Regions from separate parts of the Homo sapiens genome. Here region 1 is linked to region 2. Evidence: read pairs that join two places in POLR2A ChIA-PET (ENCODE). Cell type or tissue: CD4-positive, alpha-beta T cell. All regions are shown on one strand. Each heading gives the region's core, and the rest is flanking DNA. Links, peaks and the distances in the headings are about the cores only.

Region 1 (5,390 bases), core at 335-5,334, 110 kb after region 2:
GAAATCAGGTCTTCAGATCTTTTCTCCTTTGAATAAAAATCTATATTGGAATTATTGTAAGTTTTGATATTCTAAATTGCTAAATATCAACATCTCTTCCTATTGCTAGTATACTGACACCTCCTTTTTTGTTACTAGTTAAAAATCTTCAATAAAAGTTAACACTAAATGTCACTTCATAATTACAGTAATGATCACACAGCTGTGCTTTGCTCAGTTTATAACATATGTCAGCATCAGTTTAGGAGCTCAGCATCGTTTCCTGCCCAGATATAATTCTTCAGACAATTCTTGTGGTCAGTGCTAAGGGTAGTCAATCAGGCCAGGAGTTCAGGTATGAAGTTCTGGAGCATGCGGCAGTATCCCTTGCCCTTTGCAGGTCTCCTGGCCTTTATGTGTTTATTTACTTACTTATTTTCTTAGTTTTCAAGTATTTTACATTGCTAGATTAGGAACAGTTTTATTTACGAGCATGTGAATTTTTGAGGAGGAACTCTTACACTTAAATGAACCTGTAAGAAGCCCATAGAAAAGCAAATGCCTGCAGCGCTAATAATGAGAACTGACAAGGCAATCCTGCTGGGTTTATTTATGACCTTCTGCCTTTGTTAGCTCTTGTGAGAAATTCCTTTCTAACCATAACAATATTGTTGGAGTTTGGCACTGTACAGAGAAATCCTGCCGAGCCCTGGGGCCCACAAACTGGCACTCGTGCAGCTCGGAGCAGATTGCTGTGCTCCTCTTAGCTTTACATTTTTTTCCTTCACTCTTCTTTTATTTAATTTCTAAGTAACATTTACCAGTCTTCGTATGTTTATTTTTAAAGATGCTGCTTTTATTCTCAAAGCCAAAATTCATTTTATCCTTAGTACAATGTCTTATCTACTTAGCAGTGTTGAGAAAAATTCAGAAGAGGACAGGATGCAGAAGGCAAGAAGAGGCAGGTGCACTCCACACAAGGGCACACCTTGGAAGGTCCCATCACACTCTGCAGACTGATGGACTGCCGTGGTGCTCCTAAACAATCTCACGTGGTGACACATCCTAAGAGCAAAAAGTGAGCTCAGTAGGACAAATGGACTGCAGGTTATAGTTTTAGGATACTCTTTCCTCTCCATTTCATTACTTTAAGACTTCTACAATTTCCAAATGAAACAGGAACTTTAAAAGCATCAGTTCACAAATAATTGTCTTAAAAATTATAATTATCTTTGAAAGGAAAAAAAATACAACAACAAAACAAACAAACATTAAGCATGTAACTCTTAGAAGGAGACCATTGACAAGATTGTTGAGGAGTTATTCCGGGCACAGGCGCTACCTGTACCTGAAGCAGTGGTATTCATTGTTTCCTGATAATTGGTCCTATTCCACAAAGTTGCCAGCAGTGAAAGAATAACAATTTATTTTAAAGTCTGTGTAAATTATTGATAGGCATGTGACTTCTGTTTCTTCTGAGAATCTTCAGGTTCAAGATGCCAGCTTCTGTGACCCATTTAACTAGAAGTTCCTATGTCTGAATTTATTTGTTCGTCTTTTGGGGAAGGTTGGGTTGTTAGACTGGGGCTGTTATTATCAAAAGGCCATGCTATGAAAATCTGACTTTAGACTTTTGCTTTTTCCCACTTACCCAAAATCGGATTTTTCAGAAGTTTTCCTCAGCTATCTTATTCAGGTATTTACAGACTTGCTAAATGGGGACCATAAAGAAAATCTTAGTAAAAATATTAGGTTGATCAAATGTGCAAAGTATGCATATGAGCAGAATTTTTTCTTTGTCCAACTTGATCTTATCATTTCCTTATTGTATATGTCTTCATTAAGTTTTAACATCTATTCTGAAAATACTAATGTGATTTCATGCTACTGCTATTCATCTGTTTCCCATCTTTTAAATAGGATTTGTTGTTCACCTTCGAGTGGGCATAAGTTAATCTTCTCTTCATTCAGTTGTGCTGTAGCTATGTGTTAAAATCTCCAGGGTCCCCTTTTGTTTTATTTCCTTTACAAAAAAAGCTTCAGCATTTATACAGTTGGTAAATTCTCAAGTACAAAGAAGGAAGTGAAAATCCTCCCAAATCTGATCACCTCAAATAACTACTGTTAATATTTTATTCAGCACCAGTCTATACCTGTTAGGCATTTAAAAAGGCACGTATATACAAGTGTATTTTGTATGTATAAATAAGCCTGCATGCTCATATAATCTTTATAATGTTTATTTTCTGTTGTTACTTGATTTTCGTTCAATCTTTTCAATAAAATTGTACTGTTTATATTAATATGACATACATTTTTAATAATTTCTATATACTTTTAAATTGCTCGCTACTAAACAGATTTAGATGATTTCTAACTTATTGCTGTTACAATGTCCAGTTTTCTTATTTCCTGTTTTAAATTATCTTAATACTATGTGATATTATAAAACAAAAATCAAAATAATCACTAACATATATTAAGTGGATTCTTTATTAACTCATTCAGTTCTCTCAGCCTCTTTGAGACAGAGATCCATTTTATAGGTGAAGAAACTGAGGCTTAGAGATGTTAAATCACTTGCCCAATGTCACACCACTGGGAAGTACTACAGCAAAGACTTGAACCAAGGCTTTACAACCTGGGCTGGTTCCCTTCTCTAGTCAGTGCTGTCTTTGGTGTGTAGTGTTTATATACTTTAAAGAAGTGCCAAAGGCCATTTGCTTAGTATAATATTGATTGTTAATATAACTCTTTGCCTAATACATAATTATCTGATAAATATTTGATAAAGAATGGGATACATTTATGCCACTAGTATTTATTCACCCCATCTTTTTTTTTTTTTTTTTGGAGACACAGCCTCACTCTGTCGCTCTGGCTGGAGTGCAGTGGTACAATCTCGGCTCACTGCAACCTCCGCCTCCTGGGTTCAGGGAATTCTCCTGCCCCAGCCTCCTGAATAGCTGGAATTACAGATGTACACCACAACACCTGCCTAAATTTTTGTAGTTTTAGTAGAGACAGGGTTTCACCGTGTTGGCCAGGCTGGCCTCAAACTCCTGACCTCAGGTGATCTGCCTGCCTCAGCCTCCCAAAGTGCTAGGATTACAGATGTGAGCCACCGCGCCTGGCCCTATGCACCCCATCTTTTAAGTGAGATATTTTTCTACAAGTCATTTACACATTCTTTACTCAAAATGTATTTTACCTTATAAGCAGTGTTTAAAAACAGTATGTGTCAGAACTGTGTTAATATGTGGATGTATGTATTTATACATAGCGACTGCTTATTGAGCACTTATTGTATGCTTAATGTTTCAGATTCACGATTGCATTTAATTCTCACTGTGGCATAAATGTTATTTTCTCTATTTGGGGGGTGGTGAAATTAAGTATTCTCAGTGAACTTAGGTAACTTGCTTAAGGTTAGGTGAAGAAATGATTGCACCAGGACCTGAGTTTACACTGCTCTTACCCCACAATTCCTGCTGGAGGAGTTAGCTGCCATGTTATTATTCAACACCTTTATCACAGTAAGTATTTAACGAGCACAGATCTTGGTGCCAGACAGATCATGCTTAGTGCTGCTTTATCTACAGCAACTCAGTTAACTCTCTCAACACTGTGAGTTCATTATTTATTATCCACATGCTACACACACAAGTGGAGTGGAGGCCGGTAGGGTTTGACTGTGGCTCAGGCCTTTGCCCAAGTCCTCCGAGTGAGTGAAACTGACCAGCAGCTGTCTGGTTCCAGAGCCCGAATTCTATTGTAATCATCCCCATCCCCCAAAACAAAAAGAAGACTGTTATGATACCATACAAATATCAAAAAGAAAACTTGAACATTGATTGCATGCCTTTGAGAAGCAGGTTTCATTAGAGGATTAGAATAAGATGTAGCAAGAAGGCTTCACAGCACCTTCCAGAGATTTTCAGATTGTTTTTTGTTTGTTTGTTTGTTGGTTTGTTTGAGACAGAGTCTCACTCTGTCACCCAGGCTGGAACTAAGTGGTGCACACTCTCAGCTCACTGCAACCTCAGCCTCCGGGGTTCAAGCAATTCTCGTGCCTCAGCCTCCTGAGTAGCTGGGATTACAGGTGTGCCTCACCACACGGGGCTAATTTTTATTTTTAGTAGAGATGGGGTTTCACCATGTTGGCCAGGCTGATCTCGAACTCCCGAGCTCAGATGATCCGCCCACCTCGGCCTCCCAAAGTGCTAGGATTACAGGCATGAGACACCATGCCCGGCCAATTTACAGATTATTGATCAGAGTTTAAGTCCAGCTTTACTTGTTTGGATATATAATTTACTTGGATAAAGAGGAATTAGGCAATATGATGGGCTAGTGAGTCAAGTTCTTTTGGTCTCTCCCTTGTTCAAAGGTATTACAGTGCAAAGGAAATGTGAATTTTATTCTTGTGCCTTTGGGAGTCCCATGTCTTATTTTATGCTGTCTTTGAGACTCTTTATAGTGGAGTGAAGTGATCATCAGAGGAAACTTTTTATCCTACTCTAGGGTCTGGGAACGTGCTCCAGGGAACAGGGTAATTATTTATAAAGGTGAGGTATAGTAACATCATGGCGTGGTGTAAGAATGGCTCTTGTGGAGAGGTAGTATGGTTGAGTGTAAAACACACTGGGTGTCCAGTGCTCATTCAAGTCCTTATTGATACTATTTTCTTTATCATCATGGTTATTATTATTGGCATTGGAAGTTTCTTTCTGAGACCCTGAATAGGTTGATGACCACCTCCTTTTGAGTAGTTTTTGAAGTAACATATTATAAAGTGGTTATATGCTCTTGGAAAAAATTATTATGTAAAATTGCACTTGAGTGCTAGCACTTGAGGTATTAAGTGACCAGCTGCCCCTGTACAAAAATGAAAACTCATTTTGGAAACCTCTTATCTAAGTGAGTCTATGAATCATAACAGAAAATAAGAAAAATGCATGGTTTTAAGTTTGACTTTTGCGGGAGTACTGCATTTGTTGAATTTGATTTTAAAATATAAAAATAGTCTCCATAAAACATTTCCATCTGTAATCTAGTTAAGCTAATCATGTAAAAAGTTTCTGAATTCTCTACTTTTCTAAAGCATTCAGAAGTCTTAAAAATGATTTTAATGAAAATATGAAAATTTTCTACTAGGATACTTGCATAATTTCATATATATCACCCAAAATGTTTATTCTTGTCTGGTTTTTACATACATCCACAAAATTTTTGATATTCTTTTACTAGGAGGTGGAGCTTAATTCCCCTCCCATGAGTGTGGGCTGGACTTAGTGACTCCCTTCATGAGTAGAGTATGGACAGGGAATAAAGTAACTTAACAATGGAGAAACCTGGTTGACACCACCTTAACCAAGTGATCAAGGCTAACATCACCAGTGGTGAGTCAT
Region 2 (5,390 bases), core at 99-5,098:
GATCTTGTTTATGATTAGTGTTTTGTTTACTGAGGAATGTATTTTTAAAAAGAAAATTTGTATTCTTTGTATTTCAAAATAAACATAATGTTGGGGTGGGGAGCAGCCTGCCACTTCTAATCTCTTCTAAGTCAATTTCACCATAACACTGACCCTATTTTTACTAGGGTCAGTAAATGGACTGATTTCTCTGATAGAATAATTTTACATATACACAAATACTCTTAAAAATACTATAGAAAGGCCGGGCGCGGTGGCTCACACCTGTAATCCTAGCACTTTGGGAGGCCGAGGTGGGTGGATCACGAGGTCAGGAGATCGAGACCATCCTGGCTAACACGGTGAAACCTCGTCTCTACTAAAAATACAAAAAATTAGCCGGGCGTGGTGGCGGGCGCCTGCAGTCCCAGCTACTCGGAAGGCTGAGGCAGGAGAATGGCGTGAACCCGGCGGGCGGAGCTTGCAGTGAGCTGAGATCACGCCACTGCACTCCAGCCTGGGCGACAGGGCGAGGCTCTGTCTCAAAAAAAACTATAGAAAGGTAAATGATAATTCAGCAATATTTTCCTCTTTTGCCTGTAATGTCTTTAAACAGTTATTTCTAAAAAGCTGTGTTATAAAATTTTATTTTTTAATTTTAGAAAAAGTTTTCCAGATGTCTGTGCCTGTGTCTATTTCTTTTCTCTTTTGGGGCGTGGTGGGGACGTGGAGGGAGACAAGGTCTGGCTGTGCCACCCAGGCTGGAGTGCGGTAGCACAATCACAGCTTAATCACAGCACAATCACAGCTCACCGCTTCCCGGGCTAAAGCGATCCTCCAACTTCAGCCCCCCAAGTAGCTGGGACTACAGGCAGGCACCACCACCCCCGGCTAATTTTTTTGTATTTTTAGTAGAGATGGATCTTCCCATGTTGCCAGTCTGCTCTTAAACTCCCACGCTCAAGAGATCCGCCCGCCTTGGCTTTTCAAAGTGTGGGGATTACAGGTGTGAGCCATCACACCTGGCCGATTTCTTTCTTTCTTTTTGAGATGGAGTCTCACGCTGTCGCCAGGCTGGAGTGCAGTGGCACGATCTCGGCTCACTGCAACCTCTGCCTCCTGGGTTCAAGCAATTCACCTGCCTCAGCCTCCCAGTAGCTGGGACTACAGGCGTGCGCCACCACGGCCAGCTATTTTTTTTTTATGTTAGTAGAGACGGGGTTTCACCATTTTGGCCAGGATGATCGCTATCTCCTGACCTCGTGATCCACCCACCTCGGCCCTCACAAGGTGCTGGGATTACAGGTGTGAGCCACCGCGCCCGGCCTCAATTTCTTTAGAAGTATTATGTAGTTAGTTATAGTTTATTTTGGTAGGTTCTGTTTGTTTTAGAGGGCTTAAAAGTCACTCTGTTTTGCCTGCACCGACTGTGTTTGTGTTGCATTTTTGCATCAAGTAATGAATTTAGATTTAGATTAGGGAGTAACAAAGAAGTCTGTTCAGTGATGTTAAGTTTTCTCTTTCTAAAAATCGCTCTACTGGTTATCCTAATCACATAGTTAATATTTTCATTATAAAGTTGAGAAGATTACTATTTTCTCTTTCTTTCTCTGTGTGTATTCGTGGATAATTTCTTTTAGAAGAACAGTCGTATTCTATGTACTGTTTTTATTATCTACTTGGAAATTGTAATTTCTTGTCAAATACAGTTAGTTGCGTAGGTCATTTTAAATGATTGCATAGTATTCATATGGAATAAGCCTGTTTAAGAAAATATTAAAGAATCTAAATAGACTGTGTAACTAAGTGTTGCTTAATTTAGTTGTCTTTTTTGTTATATTAATCTTTAGTGTTCAGAATGATACTTAAGCGTTTAAAAAATTCTAAGTAGTATTTATGAAAATGGATCAAATGCTACATAAAATCAAAACCATGGAAGAGTTTGTTTGTTTTGTAATCAAATAAATCTCCTGAAACCAAAACAAACTTCTCCTCTCAGTATATTTATTTGAAATTCTTCTTGTTTACAGAAATTGTGTAATATTTATCTTGCACAACAGAAATTTTAAATGTGCTTATGAGGTAGCAGTCCGAGAGGCAGGACATACAATAATCTCTAGCATGAACTATGCCCACGTGGCTTAAGTTTGGATTCTGGAAACGGTTTTCTGTTCCCTTTTCTTTAGTATGAATATGTGCTTGCCAATTGTGGAAAGGAGCTGATTAATCGCACTTGAAGGAGAAATTCTTCTCCACTGCTCGTTTGTTTCAGTTTCAGAATCTCTCTGTCACCCTTGGAAGCAGTCACAAGGATTCTGCCCCTTGGCCTGCAGTTGTGGGGGATGTTGTCCCCAGCCTTCCCCAAAGCCTGTCATCATGGACTCAGCTGCATGCCTTATTAACTCATCTTGCAACCTTTGGCTTGTCAAGACGATGAGCTGTCAAAGCTCGCAGTGACATCAGTAGTATGTGACTTGAATGGATATACCACATATGCTGAATCAGCTCTTTTTCATTCTCTTTGACATCAGAAAAGCAGGTGCTAAGTCTCATTTTGAAAATTTATTGGTATCTGTTGCAGACACTTTAGAGACCACTCTGTTTATCAGACTAATAGCCAAAGGGAAGCTAATAGAGTGTTTTGGCATTTAAAGCCTAAAATTCTGCTAATTTCTTCTGGAAAAAAAGTCCCGTCATCCCTCATGTGCTGTGAGACCACAGAAAGGCTAATTTAATATTCTATGTAGGGAAAATCAGGATAGGATTATTTGAGAAATTTGTGGTTTTAAATTCTTTTATGATGGCGTAATTTTATGCGTATACTCAAGGCCATAGAATGTTATGTATGTGTATAAAAGTTGAAAGTTTGGAATCATTGATTTTACAAAAAAGAATATAGATTTTAAAACCATCTTTTTTTGACAGCTTAACCTCAGTTGAAGTATGGATTCTCTTAATGGAAAAAATTTATTTTCATTAATATTTTAGCATGATTTAACACTAAGGTTATTATATAAGTCTTATATATGTGATCTGTAAAGGTTTTGTTTGAGATATTTGGGGGAGAATCAGCCTTGGTTCTTTTCTATTTTAGCTTGTAGGAAATGAAAAATATATAAACAGTCCAAGTATCAATGTAGATGAGGTGCTAAATAAATTGTAATGAGCACCAGAGGACATAAGAATGTGTTAATCTCAAAGCCGCATGATGGTTTTTGTGTTGTGAAAGGTTAGCTTTTCAATTGTAAGACTTAATTACCTTTCAAATGAATATTTCATAGAGTTACTTTGTCATTGAATATACAGCTACATAAGTATTCTCTTCCCTATGTCCTGTATGTTGTTTATCAGTAGTTTGAAATTTAGTTATTTCCTCTACTTTTCTTTTGCATAGAGCAGCTGGGATCAAGAGTTTCTTATTTTTATTTTTTAAACACAGTTTTTTAAAGCTTCAAAGGAATAACATAATTCTGCAGTGCTTTCCCTGTCATTACTTTGTTGATGCCTATCTGGAATGTGGTTGCACAGTTTATTTCATTTTCTAAATTTTCTAGGCTTGCCCAGGGTTTTCCACCCTTCATGAAGGCACCTGTCTTCCTCCAGATGTGCCCGTTGTTCTGAAGCAGCTCTTTCTTGCTCAGTCTTCTCCACTTTATCCTTAAAAAGTATGGAAAATGGGTGTCACTTAAGAAAAGTCACTGTTTGTTATTCGATGACTGCTCTGCCTAGTTTAGTAGGCGTTAACTGAATAAACTAAGTCTGCACTTAATCCGTGAATGTGTATTAATAGTTGTAGAAAGAGTAGATTAAACACATATTAAGTTTCAAATAAAAACCTAGTGGTTTCAATTTAGGGAAAAATTTGTTATAATACAAATATGTACAACCATTAGTAGCCTCTTTTTCCAGCTCTTTTATATTTAATGTGGTTTTGAAATTTTGGAACCTAATGGAGAATTGTAGTTTGCTAATTATTTTGGGGGGCAGTTTGTGAACAATAAGATTTTTTTATTGTTAGCTCGATTGTCCAAAAGTCGTATTTAAATATACACTTGTACTTTATTGCAGACTATGAAAAAATTTATTAATCATTAATAAATTCTGAGACTTTTCAGATTAGACTTCTGAAATTTTGTCTTTAAGTTGTGGGCAGTGTATACTTGTTTTAATTACTAAGATGTATTATTTGTGTATTTACATACCTGCTTTGCTTTTATTTTCTTTTAATGAAGTACCAGCACAACCACATGAGATCTCTGGCCTCATCACAGGGACCACAAGTTCTCATAGAGAGCTAAGATATGTAGGATGTTTTGCCTATTTTCTTTTCAATAAGTGGGACTGGCCTTTATCTGTATGTACTGCTAATTTATCATTCAACAAGACAGGCCCACAGCCAAACAAATTCTGATTAACCATTTCTTGCTTAACTTGAAATTTACATTAAATTCCTATAAGTGTGCAGATAATACTTCAATGGTATATCGCAGTCCTCATATATAAGATTTAAGAAGGCATACTTTAAATTTTTGTTTATTTTCTCGTTTTGGTAGTGTAAATGCTTAGAACCAGCATTTCAATTTAAGGGAAAATCACTACAATACAGACATAAATAACTTTTCTTTTCTTTTCTTTTTTTTTTTTTTTTTTTTTTTTGAGACAGAGGTTTACCCTTGTTGCCCAGGCTGGAGTGCAGTGGTGCGATCTTGGCTCACTGCAACCTCCGCCTCCCGGGTTCAAGTGATTCTCCTGCTTCAGCCACCCAAGTAGGTGGTATTACAGGCACCTGCTACCACGTCCGGCTAATTTTCTGTATTTTTAATAGAGATCGGGTTTCTTCATGTTGGCCACGCTGGTCTGGAACTCCTGACCTCAGGTGATCCACCCGCCTCGTGCTCCCAAAGTGTAGGGATTACAGGCATGAGCCACTGCGCCTGGCCATAAATAACTTTGTTTTTTTGCTTTGAGACGGAGTCTCGCTCTGTCGCTAGGCTGGAGTGCAGTGGCGCGATCTCGGCTCACTGCATCCTCCGCCTTTCGGGTTCAAGCGTTTCTCCTGCCTTAGCCTCTCGAGTTGCTGGGATTACAGGCATGTGCCACCATGCTTGGCTAATTTTATATTTTTAGTAGAGATGGGGTTTCTCCGTGTTGGTCAGGCTGGTCTCGAACTCCTGACCTCAGGTGATCCACCTGCCTCAGCCTCCCAAAGTGCTGGGATTACAGGCATGAGCCACCATGTCCTGCTATAAATAACTTTTAATAGGCTCTTTTTCTGGCTTTTTCTTTTAGTAACTCAGCCCATTTTCTTCTTCTCAATCTGGTCTTTGTTAATGTTGATAACGCTGTCTTACTTTTAAATTGCCGTGATTAGAAATTACTAGAGATATATAAACCTAGTCTTTTGGGGGATT

Evidence for each region. Peaks named below come from ENCODE experiments on the same cell type or tissue, not always from the same donor. Only the 100,000 strongest peaks of a DNase experiment are listed, where the experiment ranks them.
Region 1: POLR2A ChIA-PET joins it to region 2 with 5 read pairs; 3 of 35 experiments call an interaction of 5 or more read pairs at or near these places.

The regions. Positions count from the first base shown.
Region 1 is chr6:157,070,289-157,075,678 of GRCh38, forward strand. All of the region lies in intron 4 of ARID1B (AT-rich interaction domain 1B), which reads left to right. Among named protein-coding and RNA genes, the nearest start is that of TMEM242, 250 kb to the right of the region's middle. In CD4-positive, alpha-beta T cell, for the core only: no CTCF peak of the experiment used is centred there; no DNase peak of the experiment used is centred there; H3K4me3 peaks cover 3 bases.
Region 2 is chr6:156,961,776-156,967,165 of GRCh38, forward strand. The region is part of intron 4 of ARID1B (AT-rich interaction domain 1B); the gene reads left to right. Among named protein-coding and RNA genes, the nearest start is that of MIR4466, 180 kb to the left of the region's middle. RefSeq lists an enhancer at 927-1,567. In CD4-positive, alpha-beta T cell, for the core only: no CTCF peak of the experiment used is centred there; a DNase peak (open chromatin) is centred at 2,356; H3K4me3 peaks cover 421 bases.